Linked DNA regions of Homo sapiens: region 2 is linked to region 1. Evidence: read pairs that join two places in POLR2A ChIA-PET (ENCODE). Cell type or tissue: Caco-2. All regions are shown on one strand. Each heading gives the region's core, and the rest is flanking DNA. Links, peaks and the distances in the headings are about the cores only.

The links. Peaks named below come from ENCODE experiments on the same cell type or tissue, not always from the same donor. Only the 100,000 strongest peaks of a DNase experiment are listed, where the experiment ranks them.
Region 2: POLR2A ChIA-PET joins it to region 1 with 5 read pairs; 7 of 35 experiments call an interaction of 5 or more read pairs at or near these places.

Annotation. Positions count from the first base shown.
Region 1 is chr17:47,962,772-47,968,961 of GRCh38, reverse strand. It overlaps a transcript of CDK5RAP3 not described here. Among named protein-coding and RNA genes, the nearest start is that of CDK5RAP3, 5.2 kb to the left of the region's middle. In Caco-2, for the core only: no CTCF peak of the experiment used is centred there; DNase peaks (open chromatin) are centred at 908, 2,571 and 3,991.
Region 2 is chr17:47,867,154-47,877,670 of GRCh38, reverse strand. It overlaps a transcript of SP6 not described here. Among named protein-coding and RNA genes, the nearest start is that of SP6, 21 kb to the right of the region's middle. RefSeq lists cis regulatory regions at 1-163, 10,120-10,517 and an enhancer at 9,803-10,517. In Caco-2, for the core only: no CTCF peak of the experiment used is centred there; no DNase peak of the experiment used is centred there.

The DNA.
Region 1 (6,190 bases), core at 440-4,439:
TATCATATATGGGCCAGGCGCGGTGGCTCACGCCTGTAATCCCAGCACTTTTGGGAGGCTGAGACAGGCGGATCACCTAAGGTCAGGAATTCGAGACCAGCCTGATCAACATGGTGAAATCCCATCTCTGAAAAAAACAAAAAACACGCTGGGCACGGTGGCTCACGCCTGTAATCTCGGCACTTTGGGATGCTGAGGCGGGTGGATCACGAGGTCAGGAGTTTGAGACCAGCCTGATCAACATGGTGAAACCCTGTCTCTACTAAAAATACAAAAATTAGCTGGGCGTGGTGGCGTACGCCTGTAATCCCAGCTACTCAGGAAGCTGAGGCAGGAGAACTGCTTGAACCCGGGAGGCGGAGGTTGCAGTGAGCCGATATTGCGCCACCGCACTCCAGCCTGGGCGACAGAGTGAGACTCCATCTCAAAAACAAAACAAAACAAAAAACAAACAAACAAACAAAAACAAAAACCATCCCGGCGTGGTGGTGCATGCCTGCAGTCCCAGCTACTCAGCTACTCGGGAGGCTGCGGCGGAAGAATCACCTGAACTTGGGAGGCGGAGGTTGCAATGAGCCCAGATTGCGCCACTGCACTCCAGCCTGGGCAACAGAGTGAGACTCCATCTCAAAATATATATATATGTCATATATGATCATTATTATTATAGAACGGATTGAAAAACTGCTCTGAAAATGGCTCATAGAGCTGAATTAAGGGCCTTTTCAGGGATCTTTCATGGGAATTTGGCTCCCATCTGAGTCAGCCTGACTCAGACTGTAGGAATTGCTCAGGCTCCTCCATGATTAAACACACACTTAACTGGGCCCCAACTATGTGCTCGGGGCTGTCTGGGACATCTCAAGAGCAAGGCACTGCCCTGCCCTCAAGGTGTATCTATCTCTCTTCCTTGAACCAACAGGCTGGGCAGAACAGGACAGGGTGGGTCTGGAAGACCCAGCCCAGGTGAGTTGATGGAAGCAGGGACCACCAGCACTTCAGCCCCACCCACAGCTCCCCAAGGTGACTCACGTGGAGCAGAAGGATGTTTGAGAACAGTTCTGCCCAGCTACTGACTCCAGGGAGGCTGTCCCAAAGCCAGAGGCTCTGGGAGAGAACCTGCCTCTGCTGACTGCAGAGGCTCTGGGGGAGAGCCTGCCAAAGGCACATGCTTCTGTGTTCCCAAAGAGTGTAGGAGCATGGGCCTTTGGCGGGTTTCTGCACTTTTCCAAGGCCACAGGGAACTTCAGGGTCTGTGGGTAGATAAGCACATAATTGGTCTGGCATCCAGGGCATCGACTCTATCTCCTTCAGGAGACTTTAGTCATCGGGGCTCCCAGCAGCTAGAAGGAGGCAGAGAGAGGTATGGTAGGTTTCTGACCAGGAATCTCTCAGTTCTCTGCTGATTTAGCAGATGGGACCCTGGGAGAGGGGCAGCACATGTAGAGAGGTGAGGAGGATATACCAGGGCTGCACCAGCTTTGGACAAGGAAGCACAGAGCCCCGAGGCACCGTGTAGGCAGCCTACCTTGCCATCCATTATTGTTGTTGTTAGCTTGCTTATTACGTGATAAACATGCCCACGTGCCAGTGTAGATCTAAATGTTTTACAAGCCTTATCTAATGTGATTCTTCTAACAACCTTATAATGTGGGTACCATCATTAACCAGATTTTAAAGGCAAGGAAGCCAAAGATTAATTACGTAACATGTTGAAAATCATCCAGTGGGCCAGGTGCGGTGGCTCACGTCTGTAATCCCAACACTTTAGAAGGCCAAGGTGGGTGGATCACAAGGTCAAGAGATCGAGACCATCCTGGCTAACACGGTGAAACCCCGTCTCTACTAAAAACACAAAAAATTAGCTGGGTGTGGTGGCACGTGCCTGTAGTCCCAGCTACTCAGGAGGCTGAGGCAGGACAATCACTTGAACCCAGGAGGCGGAGGTTGCAGTGAGCCGAGATCGCGCCACTGCACTCCAGCCTGGGTGACAGAGAAAGACTCCGTCTCAAAAAAAAAGAAAAGAAAAGAAAATCATACAGATCATACAGTGGGCCAGGCGCGGTGGCTCACACATGGAACTCAACACTTTGGGAGGCCGAGGCGGGTGGATCACCTGAGGTCAGAAGTTTGAGACCAGCCTGGCCAACAAGGTGAAACCCCAACTACTAAAAATACAAAATTAGCTGGGCGTGGTGGCACATGCCTGTAATCCCAGCTACTCGGGAGGCTGAGGCAGAAGAATCCCTTGAACCTGGGAGGCAGAGGTTGCAATGAGCCAAGATTGTGCTACTGCGCTCCAGCCTGGGAAACAGAGAAAGACTCAAAAAAAAAAAAAAAAGGAAAATCATACAGTGGGTAGTTGATGAGGCTGGGATTCAAACCCAGGCCTGTTGGGCTACCCAGCCTGCATTCTTCTTCTCTGTGTGATGTGCCTTTGCTTCTCCTGCACCCCTGCCTACCCCTTTGGCTCAGCCACAACAGCTTCAGGTCTCTTCCTCCCTTGGGCCTGATTCCTATTTTCTCCCCAGTTGTTGTGCCAGACACTCAGAACTCCCACCCCTGCAGGCCCTGCCCCTTTCCAAAGTTCATTCTTACCACACCCCATTCTGGGAAAGGGAGCCCATTACTTATCCTCCTGCAATATCCATAAAAGAAGGCTTACTTTCAACATTCAAATAACTCATTTATTTTATCTGCTATATTTTTATTACTTTATGGTCTGTGTGTTTGCTCACAGCCACACTGACTATGGGGTGTGGTGTGTGTGCCTGTGTGTGTGTGGTGTATCTGCCTGCTAGGCTGGAAGCTCTGGAAACATAGCAGCCTTGGGCCTCTTGCTGCCCGGAGTGTAACCACTGTGTTGCTTTTTTCTTTCTTTCTTTCTTTCCTTTTTTTTTTTTGAGACAGAATCTCGCTCTGTCACCCAGGCTGGAGTGCAGTGGTGTGATCTCAGCCCACTGCAACCTCCTCCTCTTGGGTTCAAGCGATTCTCCTACCTCAGCCTCCCAAATAACTGGGATTACAGGCACGTGCCACCATGCCTGGCTAATTTTTGTATTTTCAGTAGAGATGGGGTTTCACCATGTTGGCCAGGGTGGTCTTGAACTCCTGACCTCGTGATCTGCCCACCTTGGCCTCCCAAAGTGCTGGGATTACAGGCGTGAGCCACCGTGCCCGGCATGTTGCGTTTTTCAGTCTGTCTCCCCACCTAGTCTGCGAGTACCTGTGGGCTGGGAAGCCAAAGCAGACTTGTTCATCTCTATAACCCCAGCATCCGGTGTGACTCTTGACATTGAGTGTCAGGAGCTTAATGGATGCTTGTAATGAAGGAAAGCCATATGCAGGAAGGCATTTGATGTTGGTGGTAGTTGTGATAAGTGGGGACCATGATTGCTTTGTCTTGGGACAAGAGGTTCAAGGTCCCCAGATCCTTTTCTCATCCTTTCCTCTACAGCTCAGGACTTGGAGTCAACATCCTCTGAGCCTCTTGGGAGTGAAGGGAGGAAATCAGGGAGAAGAAATTAGGGGTGGTCAGCTTCACGAGTTTGGTACAGACCAGTGAAAGTCTATGTGGGGCCAGTCACCTGGGTCATGCTCTGGGGCCACTCATTTTACCCTTAACTCTGGCAACTCATGCCCTCCTGGCCACCTCATCCCTCCACCTTTGTTAGTCTTCTGGGGAAAAAGAACTCCCTGGGTGGCTTCATGAAATGGGTCCTGTTTGTCATCTTCTAAGGATGCCACTGTATTTCATTATTTCACCATGCTTATCATGGAAGGCGGTGGGAATCTAATCTGCTAAGAAAAGGAAAACCAAGGATACTACCAAACCACCCATCCATTCACCTCTTTTCCATTGGAGTTCAACTTTATGCACCCTGAGCACCTTATCACAAAGACACAGTCCTAGGCCTCAAAGGAAGTAAAAGTATGTTGAGTGAGGGGCCCACCACCTTCCATATCCCATGACGACATCTCCAGAGTGTGTCGTCACAGAGTGTGAGAGTACTGTGCTCATGCATAGAAGGTGCTCAAAAAATCTATGCAAAGCAAATAAGAGGTACCTGTAATCCCAGCGCTTTGGGAGGCCGAGGCAGGCAGATCACCTGAGGTCAAGAGTTCAAGACCAGCCTGGCCAACATGGCAAAATCCCGTCTCTACTAAAAATACAAAAACACAGAAAATTAACTGGGTGTGGTGGTGCCTGCCTGTAGTCCCAGCTACTTAGGAGGCTGAGGCACAAGAATCACTTGAACCCAGGAGGCAGAGGTTGCAGTGAGCTGAGGTCATGCCACTGCACTCCAGCCTGGGCAACAGAGCAAGACTGTCTCAAAAAAAATAAAAAAGCTAATAAGAGGTCCACTCAGAGATGCTCAGAGTGCTAAGGGAACAGAAAGAAGGAGACGGAGTATCCAACTCAGCATGGGAAAAGGCAAAGGAGAAGGACAGAACACCACCAGAGCAGGCTCTTAGGAGAAGTAACACTTGAGCTGAGTCTTGCAAGATGGCATGAATTGTAATAGAAAGGAGAGGAGAGAAAAGAGGAAGGGAGGTGACAGGTGTCATTCTGGGAAAAAGGAAAAGCAAGGACAAAGCCTAGAGGTGAGAGAATGGCTGTTCCAGAAGGAAGAAGTTTATTATGGGAGCATGGATGTTTATGGGGAGAGTGGAGAGAAATTAGGTTGAAGAGACCGGCAAAGGGAGATCTTGAAGAACTTTCAGGTCCATTATAAAGGGTTGAAATTTAATTCCATAGGTTAGGATTCCCAATCAATGGGCAAGCAGGTCCCTGGAAAGCTGTAGAAATATGCAAAGGTGGGAAGATCGCTTGAGCCAAGGAGTTTGAGGCTGTAGTGAGCTATGACTGTGCCAACTGTATTCCAGCCTGGGTGACGGAGACAGACCCTGTCTGTAAAAAAATAAATAAATAAATAAAATAGAATTATGCAAATGTGCCAGGGATCCATAAATGCAATGATTTTTTTTTAAGTCAGTGGTTACTAGAAAGACAACTCCCATATGATGAGATGCAGAAATTTTTCTACATTGAAGAAAATGGTCATTTTGGCTGGGCATGGTAGCTCACACCTGTAATCCCAGCATTTTGGGAGGTTGAGGAAGGAGGATCACTTGAGTCCAGGAGTTCGAAACCAGCCTGGGCAACATAGTGAGACCCTGACTCAGAAAAAAAAAAAAAAAGAGAAAGAGAGAGAGGAAGGAACGAAGGGAAGAAGGAAGGAAAGATCATTTCAGAGAATATGACCAATAAATGTATGAAAAGATGTCCAACCTTACTAGAAACAAAGTGTCTAGTTTCCTGGTGCTGCTGTAACAAATCACCACAAACTGGGTGGCTTAAAACAATAGAAATTTACTCTCTCACAGGGCCGGGCTCAGTGGCTCAAGCCTGTAATCCCAGTACTTTGGGAGGCCGAGGCGGGTGGATCACCTGAGGTCAGGAGATCGAGACCACTCTGGCTAACACGGTGAAACCCTGTCTCTACTAAAAATACAAAAAATTAGCTGGGCGTGGTGGCGGGCGTCTATAGTCCCAGCTACTCGGGAGGCTGAGGCAGGAGAATGGCGTGAGCCCGGGAGGTGGAGGGTGCAGTGAGCCGAGATCGCACCACTGCACTCCAGCCTGGGCGACAGAGAGACTCTGTCCCAAAAAAAAAAAGAAAAGAAATTTACTCTCGCAGTTCTGGAGGCTTGAAGTCTGAAATCCAGGTGTCAGCATGGTTGGTTCCTTGCAGAGGAGATGCTGTCTGTGCCTCTCTCCTGGCTTCTGTGGCTGCTGGCAGGCCTTGGTATCCTTGGCTTGCAGGTACCTCCATTGTCACATGGCTTCCATTGTCACATGACATTCTTCCTGTAAGGACACTACTCCTCAACCTTAGGGCCTACACTAACCCAGGTTGACTACATCTGAAAACCACATCTGGAAACCCTAGTTCCAATGCAGGTCACATTCTGGGGTTCTGAGTGGACGTGAATTTTCGGGGACACTATTCAATCCAGTACACTAGGGAAATGCAAATATAAAGGACATGGGCCTGGTGAAATGGTGCAATGGTGCACACCTGTAATCCCAGCACTTTGGGAAGCCGAGGTGGGTGGATCATCTGAGGTCAGGAGTTCCAGATCAGCCTGTCCAACATGGTGAAACCCCGTCTCTACTAAAAATGCA
Region 2 (10,517 bases), core at 919-4,918, 92 kb after region 1:
CTCTCAACCTCTATTCCTGCTTCCTCAAATCTCATCCTCTGAGGCCCTCCCTCTTCAGCCTAGACACTGACTCCAGGAAGCCCTCTGAGACCAGGGGGTCGGGGCTACAGAGTGGGGAGTGTGGTCTGGGGTCTCTGCCACCTTTTCCCATTAGTGCCCACCCTTTGTAGACTGAGGAGAAGGTGCCTTGGGGCCCAGAGAGAAATGAAAGGTGGGAATCAACAGGGTGCTGGGAGGCCTCTGTGGAAGACCCTCTGATCCCAGGGAAGGGTCCAGGGAAGCCCCCAAGTGATGGTGAAGGGCCAGGGGGGACCTGCAGGCAGAGAGAGCCTGGTGGATCCCCAGCCCCTCTCAGGGCATGGCAGGCCATGAGGAGAAGACCCTGCCTGTCACCTCCTATCCTGGCTAACTCTTCTTGACAACACCCTCCCTCCCTCCCTCTTTCTACCTCCGTGGATCCCTGAAACTCCAGGCTGTTCTTAGAACCCAGGACCTGCCACCAGGGCTTTTCAAAGTGTGGTCACCAGACCACCTACAGCTACATCACTGGGAAGGGGAAGGGGAAATGCTTGTTTCTTTTTTTTTTTTTTTGTTTTGAGACAGAGTCTTGCTCTGTAACCCAGGCTGGAGTGCAGTGGCACGATCTTGGCTCACTGCAAGCTCCGCCTCCTGGGTTCATGCCATTCTCCTGCCTCAGCCTCCCAAGTAGCTGGGACTACAGGTGCCCGCCACCACGCCTGGCTAATTTTTTGTATTTTTAGTAGAGATGGGGTTTCACCGTGTTAGCCGGGATGGTCTCAATCTCCTGACCTCGTGATCCGCCTGCCTTCGGCCTCCCAAAGTGCTGGGATTACAGGCATGATCCACCGCGCCCAGCCGGGGAAATGCTTGTTTCAGTGCAGATTCCTGGGCCCCCATAGACTCACTGGATCAACAGAGGCTTGAGGACTTGGGTTTTTGTTTTCTTTTCTTTTTTTTTTTTTTTTTTTGAGACAGAATTTCACTCTTGTTGCTTAGGCTGGAGTGCAATGGTGCGATCTCGGCTCACTGCAACCTCCACTTCCTGGGTTCAGGCAATTCTCCTGCCTCAGCTTCCCAAATAGTTAGGATTACAGGCATGTGCCACCACACCTGGCTAATTTTTGTATTTTTAGTAGAGACGGGGTTTCGCCATGTTGACGAGGCTGGTCTCAAACTACTGACCTCAGGTGATCTGCCCACCTCGGCCACCCAAAGTGCTGGGATTACAGGCGTGAGCCACCGCGCCCAGCTGAGGACTTGGGTTTTAATGGTCATCCATGGTAATGCGGGTGTAATTCAAGTTTGAGAAACACCTATTTTCCTACATGAAGCCAGCCACTCTTGTTCACCCCATCCCCACTGCTGAGCTCGGGGCCCAGGACATAGTAAGTGTTCAATAAACATCCATTGATTGAATGCATTTCTAGACAGTGTCTATTCCTTTTTTCACTCCAGGTCTTCTTCTCTTCTTCAACCACCTCGAATCTACCAGAGGATCCCAAGTCCCTGTTTTCTGCTAAGGTGATAATTCCAGAATATGTCAGCCAGACCCACAGTGACACATGTCTTTAAACAGAACATGGTACTCACAGAAACACTCTAATGGTAGGGTTTTTTGGCAACAGGGCAGGTTAGTGGGGAGCTCACTGTGACAGGGGAGGCTCCTCAGTTCTTCTCAGAGTCCACAGGAACCACCTGCTTCACTCACCCTCAGGGAATGATGGTGGGGTGCAGGGCTCCTGTGCTGAGGGCAAGGAGTGTCAGGACCCAGGGAAGGGGAAGATCAGAGAGAAGGAAAAAGATCGAAAGTGTGTGAAAGAAGAGCCACAGTTAAAGGAGGTCTAAGGGCAAAAGGAGAGCACTGTTACACAACTCAGGTCAGTGGCCCTGGAAAGTTTTCAGAGAATCAGGCATCCCAGCCAGGAATGCACAAGCAAGGAATGCACTTCTCTCCACCCTCGGTTTCCCTGAATGTCCATCTCAGGAAAAAGAGGTTCTTCCAGACGTTGATTCCTCTCCTGGCATCAGGGCCATCCAGCGTTGCTGCTTCATTGCCTCTGGTTTGGATTGCATTTGCATTAATTTGCTTGGGCTGGACCAACAAGTATATGCAAATGGATATGAAGTGGTGGGTTCTCAGGGCAGGGAGTCTCCCTGAGGTGAAGATGGAGACCTGGAGGAGGGAGGCACCGGGAGTTGCTGGCGCTAGAGGGGGCCCCCCAGGCTTGCTTTGATAGCCTCTCTGGCTCAGAGGGGTGAGGGCAGCCTACGATGTTAACAGCCCTGGCACTGCAAGCCCCAGGAGGCCTTGGGGGGGACTGCGGAACAAAGGACTCAGGCATTCTGAGGGTGGCAAGGGCAGCTCTGATGGTATAGGGCAGATGAGCAGGGTTCTCAGGCCCCCCCGGGGAAGCAGGGAGCCTGGGAGCCAGCCCCAGGAATGCAAGGAGATGGCAGATGGCAAATACTTGCCCTGAGGCCCTGGAGAGGGATGAGGGTGGTAAGAAGCTGGGAGAAGAGGAGGAGGAGGCAGATGCCAGGCCAGAGTTTCTGAGAAGAGAAGAAGCCGGGTGGGAGAGGGGAAATGACAAAGCTGCCCCCCTGGTGGTGGCAGGGGCCCGGAAAAGGGGGCTGAGGGGGAGCTGAGAAAGCAGTCAGTGAAGACTTGGGAGAGGCAGCTGTCTAGGCCCCTCTCCCCTGTGGAATGGCTCCTGCTGACCACAGGTTTGGGCAGGTGGAGGGGGCAGAGTCCTCAACTTTAGGGAAAAGTATTAATGGTAGACACACAGTCCCACCCTAATGGGGGCTCTCTGGCCTCAGAGAGCTACAATATACTGGAAAAGATGCAGCCTGTGTTCTTGCGAAGCCCCCAGTCTAACGTAAGAGATAGTCTCTGTCTCCATCCTGGGTGCAGGTGGGGGCACAATGAGGATCCCACATGCACTCTCCAAATTACTTAGGAGCTCTCCCAGCCCATATCAGCAAGGGCAAACGTACAGGACCAGTGAGCCCTTCCTAGATGGAGAGAACCCCAACATCAGCAGCAACCAGAGGTCAGCAGGGCTAACTCAGTGAGGCCTCCTGAAGGGAATTGTTTTTTCTTCTTTTAGAAAGGAGGTCTTGCTCTGTTGTCCAGGCTAGACTCGAACTCCTGGGCTCAAGCAGTCCTTCTACCTCAGCCTCCCAAATACCTGGAATTACAGGCATGTACCCCCTGCCTGGCTCCTAAAGTGAATTTTGAGGAAGATTTTGAAAATGAGGCTGGGTGTGGTGGCTTACATCTGTAATCCCAGCACTTTGAGAGGCCAAGGCAGGAGGATCACTTGAGCCCAGGAATTCGAGACCAGCCTGGGCAATATAATGAAACCCAGCCTCTACAGAAAAAAATTTTTAAAATTAGCCAGGTGTGGTGGTGCACGCCTGTACTCCTAGCTACTCAGGAGGGTGAGGTGGGAGGATTACTTGAGCCAGGGAGGTTGAGGCTGCAGTGAGTTATGATTGCTCCACTGCACTCCAGCCTGGGTGACAGAGTGAGACTGTCTCAAAATAACAAAAAAGAAGAAGAAGGAGGAGGGAAGGAGGAGGGAGGAAGGAGAAGAAGAAGAAGAGGAAGAGGAAGGAGGAGGGAAGAAGGAGGGAGGAAGGAGAAGAAAAAGAGGAAGAGGAAGAAGAAGAAAGAGAGGAAAGGAGGAGGGAAGAGGGGAGAAGGGAGAAGAGAAGGAAGAAGAAGAAGGAAGAGTAGGAGGCGGAGGAGGAAGAAGAAGAGGAGGGGGAGGAGGAAGAAGAAGAGGAGGAGGAGGAGGAAAGCAAGAAGGAAGGAAGGGGGGAGGGAGGGAGAGAGAGAAGAGAAGAAAAGAGAAAAGAAAAGGGGAGGCCAATGGCTGGGGTTCATCCTATGTTGGCCTGAGGCAGAGAGTGGTGAGAGCTGGGGAGGATGACAAGCAGAGCATTTGGCTCAAGGACCCTTGGCAGCAATGCGGGATGGCCCTGACGCAGGGAGGGGCTCAACTCGGGAAGAGCCTTTTTTCCCAGAGATAGCCACTTGATATTCAGAGAAATTGAGGCTTGGAGAAGATAAGTAACTCTCTCAAGATTACCCAGCAAGTTAGAGGCAAAGCTGAGACCAGAGATCAGATTTTAGGACTCCCAGTTCTGTGCTCTTTCCCCTCCCCCAGCTGGCATGCTGTTAACCTAGGGCTGTTGTCAGAAGCTTCCAGGAGGCCTGTCATTCTCCAGGTGGGCTGTTAGGGCAGGGGAAAGTACCTTAATCTCTTAAGGCCTCTTTTTCCCCATCTGTACTTTGGGCTCTTTCATCTGAAGAGGGGAAAGTCCTTTGCAGATGGGTCCCAGGTGAATCTAAGGTATTGTAGGACTTAGTTTTCCTGTAGGGATGGGTGGGTGGAAAGGGAGAAGGAGGCAAGCAGAGGCTGGGGGTCCTCCAGCTGATCAGGCCTGGCCTTCTTCCAAATATGCTTGATTTGACGATTTTTGAAGGGGAGATAAAAGAAGATGTATTTGCATTTGGTTTGCATAGCAATTGTGTGAATTCCAGGTCTAGGCCAGAGCTCTGGAATCTCCCTGGCTCCTGCTCCCTCCTCTGTGGTTTCCCCACCTGCCTGAGAGCCTCCCGGTTGCCAGTTGTGTGGCCACAGCTGGAGAAGGGGGGTTCAGATGTTGGCCACTGGCTTCTCCAGGACCCAAAAAGCCCCTTCCGCCCTCTCCAGCCCCGGTCCCAGGACATTCTCGCTTCCCTGTGGGGTCCCCAGGAGGTCTCCTGGATGCCTTGTGGGAGGCTCCGGGCTGGCTGAGGGCCGGCTCTAATCAGGCTGGGGCCTCCTACGGCTCTGCCTTCCCAAACAGGGACCTCCTCTAAGGGTAACCCAGCGGGAGTCCCTCGGGGCCCTGCCCTTGCCGCCGGGGGGCTGGTGAGAGGGGTCTCTGCACCCCACCCTCCGCGTCCTCAACGGAGGCTGGGTGCTCAGCTGCAGTGGGCCGGCAAAGGGCTGTCCCCTCCCACTGGAGCCAAATAATTGCCTCTTGCTTTGTTGTGTGGTGTCTGGGGCCCGGGGCCTCTCATTTGTGGGGACGTGCTGTGGCGAGAGCCTCCCTGCTAATTACCCTCCTCCCCATCGCCGCCGCCGCCGCCGCCACTGAGCCTCCTGCGTCCGCTGGGCCTTACTCACCCCCGCCCGGCCTGTAGCTCCCCCCACGGCCCAGACGCAGGGAACTCCCCTCCCGGGTCCCAAACTGTCCTTTCCCGGCAAACAACCTCGCTGGCTTCCCCCAACACGCCTGCAAGCCGGCTCCGGGAGGAGCAGACCCTGCCGGGGTTTGTCTCGGGGAGAGAGACCTGAAAGGATATTTCTGGTTTGGATACATCCCCAACCCGGACCTCTGCCCGAGAACCGATCTGGGATTGGGCTCTGGGCACGCGCCTGCATTGTGCAACATCTGGACAGGGGTTGCACCTGTTGGGACTTGTTCCCAGTTGAGGTTGGAACTACCTGCGACCCTGATACCTGGGAGAAAACACCCCATGATAGCTTCTCTTTTTTTCTTCCCCTTTTCCTATTTTTCAACCACTTGTTTACCTATTTGCTGTAAAGGAAATGAAAGAGAGGGAGACAGAGAAATAGATTGGGCCTGAGACAAACCCACACCCCAACGAATCAAACCTAGAGAGGGGATCCCAAGAAAGAGCTACTCTTCCAGCAAAGAAACAGACCAGAGGCCGGGCGCGGTGGCTGACGCCTGTAATCCCAGCACTTTGGGAGGCCAAGGCAGGTGGATTGCCTGAGCTCAGGGGTTCAAAACCAGCCTGGGCAACATGGTGAAACCCCGTCTCTACTAAAAATACAAAAAAATTAGTCAGGCATGGTGGCAGGCACCTGTAGTCCCAGCTACTCGGGAGGCCGAGGCAGGAGAATCGCTTGAATCCGGGAGGCAGAGGTTGTGGTGAGCCAAGATCACGCCACTGCACTCCAGCCTGGGTGACAGAGCAAAACTCTGTTTCAAAAAAAAAAAAAAAGAAAGAAACAGAAACAGAGACCAGATGGGGATACAGAGGCAGGAACACATGCTATGCAGAGAGTTGGAGGCACAGAGACAAAAAGAGAAATGGAGAGGTTTTCACTTATCTTAAGTGGAGACGAAAGAAGACCTAGAACAAACAATTATAATCACAGAAAGCAAACTTCTCATTCTTATTAAATCTTGAGTAATTCTTAAGAAAATGGGCCAGTGAGGTTGAATGAAGACTGGACTTGGAGGGAGAAGTGGGGACAGATAGTAAGAGGTATTGGTATGAGCCAAGACTCTTAAGTTATGAACAGACAGTCACATATCACAATGGTTTGCACACAGTAGGTGCTCAATAAATGATGACAGATGCAGGCAGATAGCTGACTCCTCTCTTCTAGGGCCAGAGCTGAAAGCTTAAATGATAGTAATAGGGATATAGGATGGGCTTCTGGAGGAACTTTCCAAGTGTGGGCACCATTCATTCATCCAGTAAACATTTATGGAATGCCTACTGTGTGCCAGACACTGTTCTGGGTGCTTATGATACAATTAGTGAACAAAACAAAAATCCCTGGAATACTCGATCGAGGGTTATGAACTCCACCTGCTAGAAGGAGGGTCAGAAGAGAAGAATCCCTCTTCTCAGCACATTTTAGGGGAGCTAATTAGGGAGGATGAGTTTGGGGGCAGGGAGTATGAATTTTCCAGAAAACTAGGGAAGGTGAACCCCAGACTCTAGGTTATAGAGCCCATCAAACCAGTGGAGAGAAAGTTGCCAGTGGGACATCACTGAGTTCAGCGCAGGAGGAGGTGGATGTTCCTGAAGTCACACAAAACCGGCAGAGTTTCATTCTCTGGCGTGGCTGGGGGTTCTGGGGTGCCAATTAGGAAACCCGGATGTTTAGGATCCCTTCCCAGCTGGATACCCTATGTCAAGGACAAGTACCTCCATGTGTTCATGCTTGGGTGGTGAAGTTCTTTGCAGTGAAAACCCAGCAAGCTTAGGACCCCGTAAACTGATCTGATCTCTCCCTGTCTCCAGACAGGTCAGTCTTTAAATAATCCTGGCTTTTGTTCACCCCCTCCAAGGACTTCTTACCACCCCAGTTATCAGGAAGTCCAGCTCAAAGCCCTCTCCCTCAGTGGCAGGAGGGGAAATCAATGCCTCCTGCCTTTTTCCTGGGTGGAGAGAAAGAAGCAGGGATGTCATTTGATGAGGTGGGGACCAGCAGCTTCTTCACAAACACTCTCCACCCCTCCAAAGCTATCTCTTTTAGACCCTGAAGCAGAGGAGGGAGATGAAAGGGACAGAGCTGACCACGAGAGGTGGAGAGGGTAGGACCCTGACTGGGAACAGATTTCAGGAGCAGATAGTGGGGGTAGGGCAGAGGACAGCAGGGATCCCAGTTATCTCATTGGTTCCCTTGGCATCAAAGCATTCATTGGTTTTTAGCAAAGTGAAATAGGTTAGTGTGTCTGAGGATTGCAGTGGGGATGGGGGTAGGGAATAGGGTGTATCAATGTGTTGGCTCTGCACAGCCTCCTGTCTTTCTTCCCCCTACACACACACAGTCCAGAAATTCTCTGAGAATCTAGCCTCACCAGGGCTTCATTCTGGAGCAAACTCTTTGATCTTCCAACTGAGGAAAGAGACAAATGTGAGAGCCCCTTAAAGGAATCATAAGACAAAGTATTGGCTTGATATGTAAAAATGTTTAATGTAAATGTTTATTGAACTATGAAATGCATATAGAAAAGTGTTATAAATATAGAACATACATAAATCATAAGCACAAAACTGGGTGAATTTTCACAAAATGAACATACCTGGGTAACCAACACTCAGCTCAAGGAACAGAAGGTTACCAACACCCCAAAGCACCCATTATCCCACCTTCAGGTTATTAAACCCCCCAAAAGTAAGGAATCTCTATTCTGACTCCAAAGAGTGTAGATTAGTTTTTCTGGCTGTTTTTGACCTTCAAGTAGGTGAGATCATGCACTGTGTTTACGCCTTTAGAGCCAGCCTCTTTCACTCTGAGTGTCCGTGAGATTCGTCCTTTGCTTGAGTTTGAACCCAACTGCAATAGGAGGGACAGGATGCATCAGGATTATCCCCCTTTGGGTGTCAAACTCAGGCTCTCCTGAGATCCCTGTCAGCCCCCTTTTCAGAGTTTGGTGTTAGCACCCTCAATTTGCTGTACCTCCAGACTCCCCAGATCCCAAACAGGATGAGGACTGGGAGATCCTGCCCTCTTGGTCCTCCTATCCAAGCTAAGATCGCTGGTCCCAGACCACACCCCTCCAAAGGGATTCCAGAGGAAGTCCCCAACCTGGGCGGGGTTAATTAGATGGTGCTTTGAGATCTCAGGATGAAAGGACTGCCTAGGGCCATTGTCCTTGGCCTCCTGTCCAGCTTGGCAGGGGAGGGGAGGCAGTACCCTGTCCCTTCAGGCCCAAAGGATGGGGCATTAGTTTATTGGGAGTGGCACTGCCAGGCTCTGGAGGACTCTGTTCTGAGAAGCTCCTGCTCATAGAAGCAGGGAGCCCAGGGCCAAGATATGGGGGAGTGGGGAGTCAAGGGCTCACGCCCCTGGGGTCTGCCTCCCCGCCTCCTGGGCAGCACTCAGACAGCCCGGCTCTGGTGCCGTGTGTGGTTTCAGGATAAGCTGCCGATGCCACCCAGAGCGCCCTGCTGACAGACAAGGATCTCACCTGCTTTCAAAGACGCCCTTTCATCTGCCAGGGCTAATTACACCTGCAGAGCGGAGAAGAGGGCACTGGAGCCAGCCCCCTCCTTCTTCCCCCATCCCGCTCCCAAGCCCCCTACCTCAGGAACCCTTCTCCTCCCTCCCCTCTGCCTGTTCCAAAGCTCCGTGGCAGCCTCAGCACCTGCCAATTATGGCTTCTCTAGTGACAAGTGGCCCTGGCTCCTTGGAAGGAGGGTGTGTGAGAGCAGAGGGCTTGAAGATGGGTCTATGCGTATGCATGATGGTCGGGGTTAGGAGGGTCTGGCTGGCATTAGGAGGCTACTAGGGAGTAGGTGAGGGCCTCGTGAGTGTGAAAGCTCTGTCCCTTGGTGGAGGTCAGGAGCACTTTGGCTCTGATGTAGGCAGCTCTGGGTTGGCTGCCCACGTATGAAAGTGGGAAGGCTCAGTGCCCCCCACTGGCTGTGTAGGCAAGTGGCTTCCAAGACTTGGGTCGTCCCCATGGTACTTGATGCTTTTTCCTCTTCCAGCACTTCGAGTGCTGCTTTGCAACACTCTGCTCATGTGACTGAGTCTCCCGCCACCTTGTAAACACATGTGTACAGGAGGCACCATGTTGGTCCATCTTTGCACTTCATTATCATAGTATTTGCTCACTGCACACACTTGCCCGAATGGGAGTGGAGAGTGTGTGAGGGACCACTTGGGTGAAGGGGATCCCGGGAGTGTTTGGGGGCCTGTTGGCATGGCGAGGCTCTGTGCTGCAGTGAGTGGGGTGTGCCTGCTCCAGTGGTCACTGTGGGCTGCTGCGGCCACAGTGTATGCCTGCACTGGGGTCTGGATGAACCTCTGGGTAAGTGATGACCTAAGAGGATGTGTGACTGAGTGAGGGCGTGTGTGCATGTGTGTGCGCATGTGCATGCTGGTGGAGGCTCTATGTGTGTGGCTGCATGTCATGCTCTGTTCGGGAGGAACTATATCTCCCTGTGAGGGGTGGTTGGGGGACACACAGGCAGTGTGGCTGTGCTTGAGGATCTGCCAAAGGCTTCCAGTGGGGGTGAGATCTTTAGAAGGGCAGATGAAGTCTTCAGACAGATTCTTCCTTCCCAGGCTCCTCACCTCAAAACTGGGAGAGAAAAAACAGTAAGAGCCCATTTTCTTCCCCAGAATGGGGCAAGCGAGAGGGAGCTACACCATAACCACAGTGCCTTACTCCGCTCCTGGTCCAAAGGAACAGATGAAATGCCAGCAACAGGTTTCCACGGAGGCCCAGGAAGCTGAGTGGGTCCATGGGGGTGGGGGTGGGAGGATCGGAGCCTCCACTGACTGTGTGGCCAAGTGGTGGTCTACCCTTGCACAAGAGGCGTGATTCCACACTTTCTGAGATCATTACGGGTTCTTCACTCAGTCTCTTAATGTTCCTGCCACCAAAAAGCAAATAAGTTTTGGTGTCTAACCCAAGTCCTCTAGAGGTATTTCAGGCCTAGCCAGGGCCCTGCCCTCCCACTGTCAGAATTCTTAGATAGACACGAAGAATTGACAACCAGGACCCTGGATCCTCAAGTCAGGGTCACTGACATGATGGTTTCTCCACTCTCTCTCTAAGCCTCATTGCTTCTCTTCACCCTCCCACATCCCCTCTTCTGACCCCGCCTGTCTCTGGGAAATGTCATTCCCTGAGCTCCTCCTGACAGCAGGTACTTCTGGCATCTAACCGACTTATCTCATGCTCTCAGGCCCTGTTTGGGGACTGGTGCAGGGGGACCC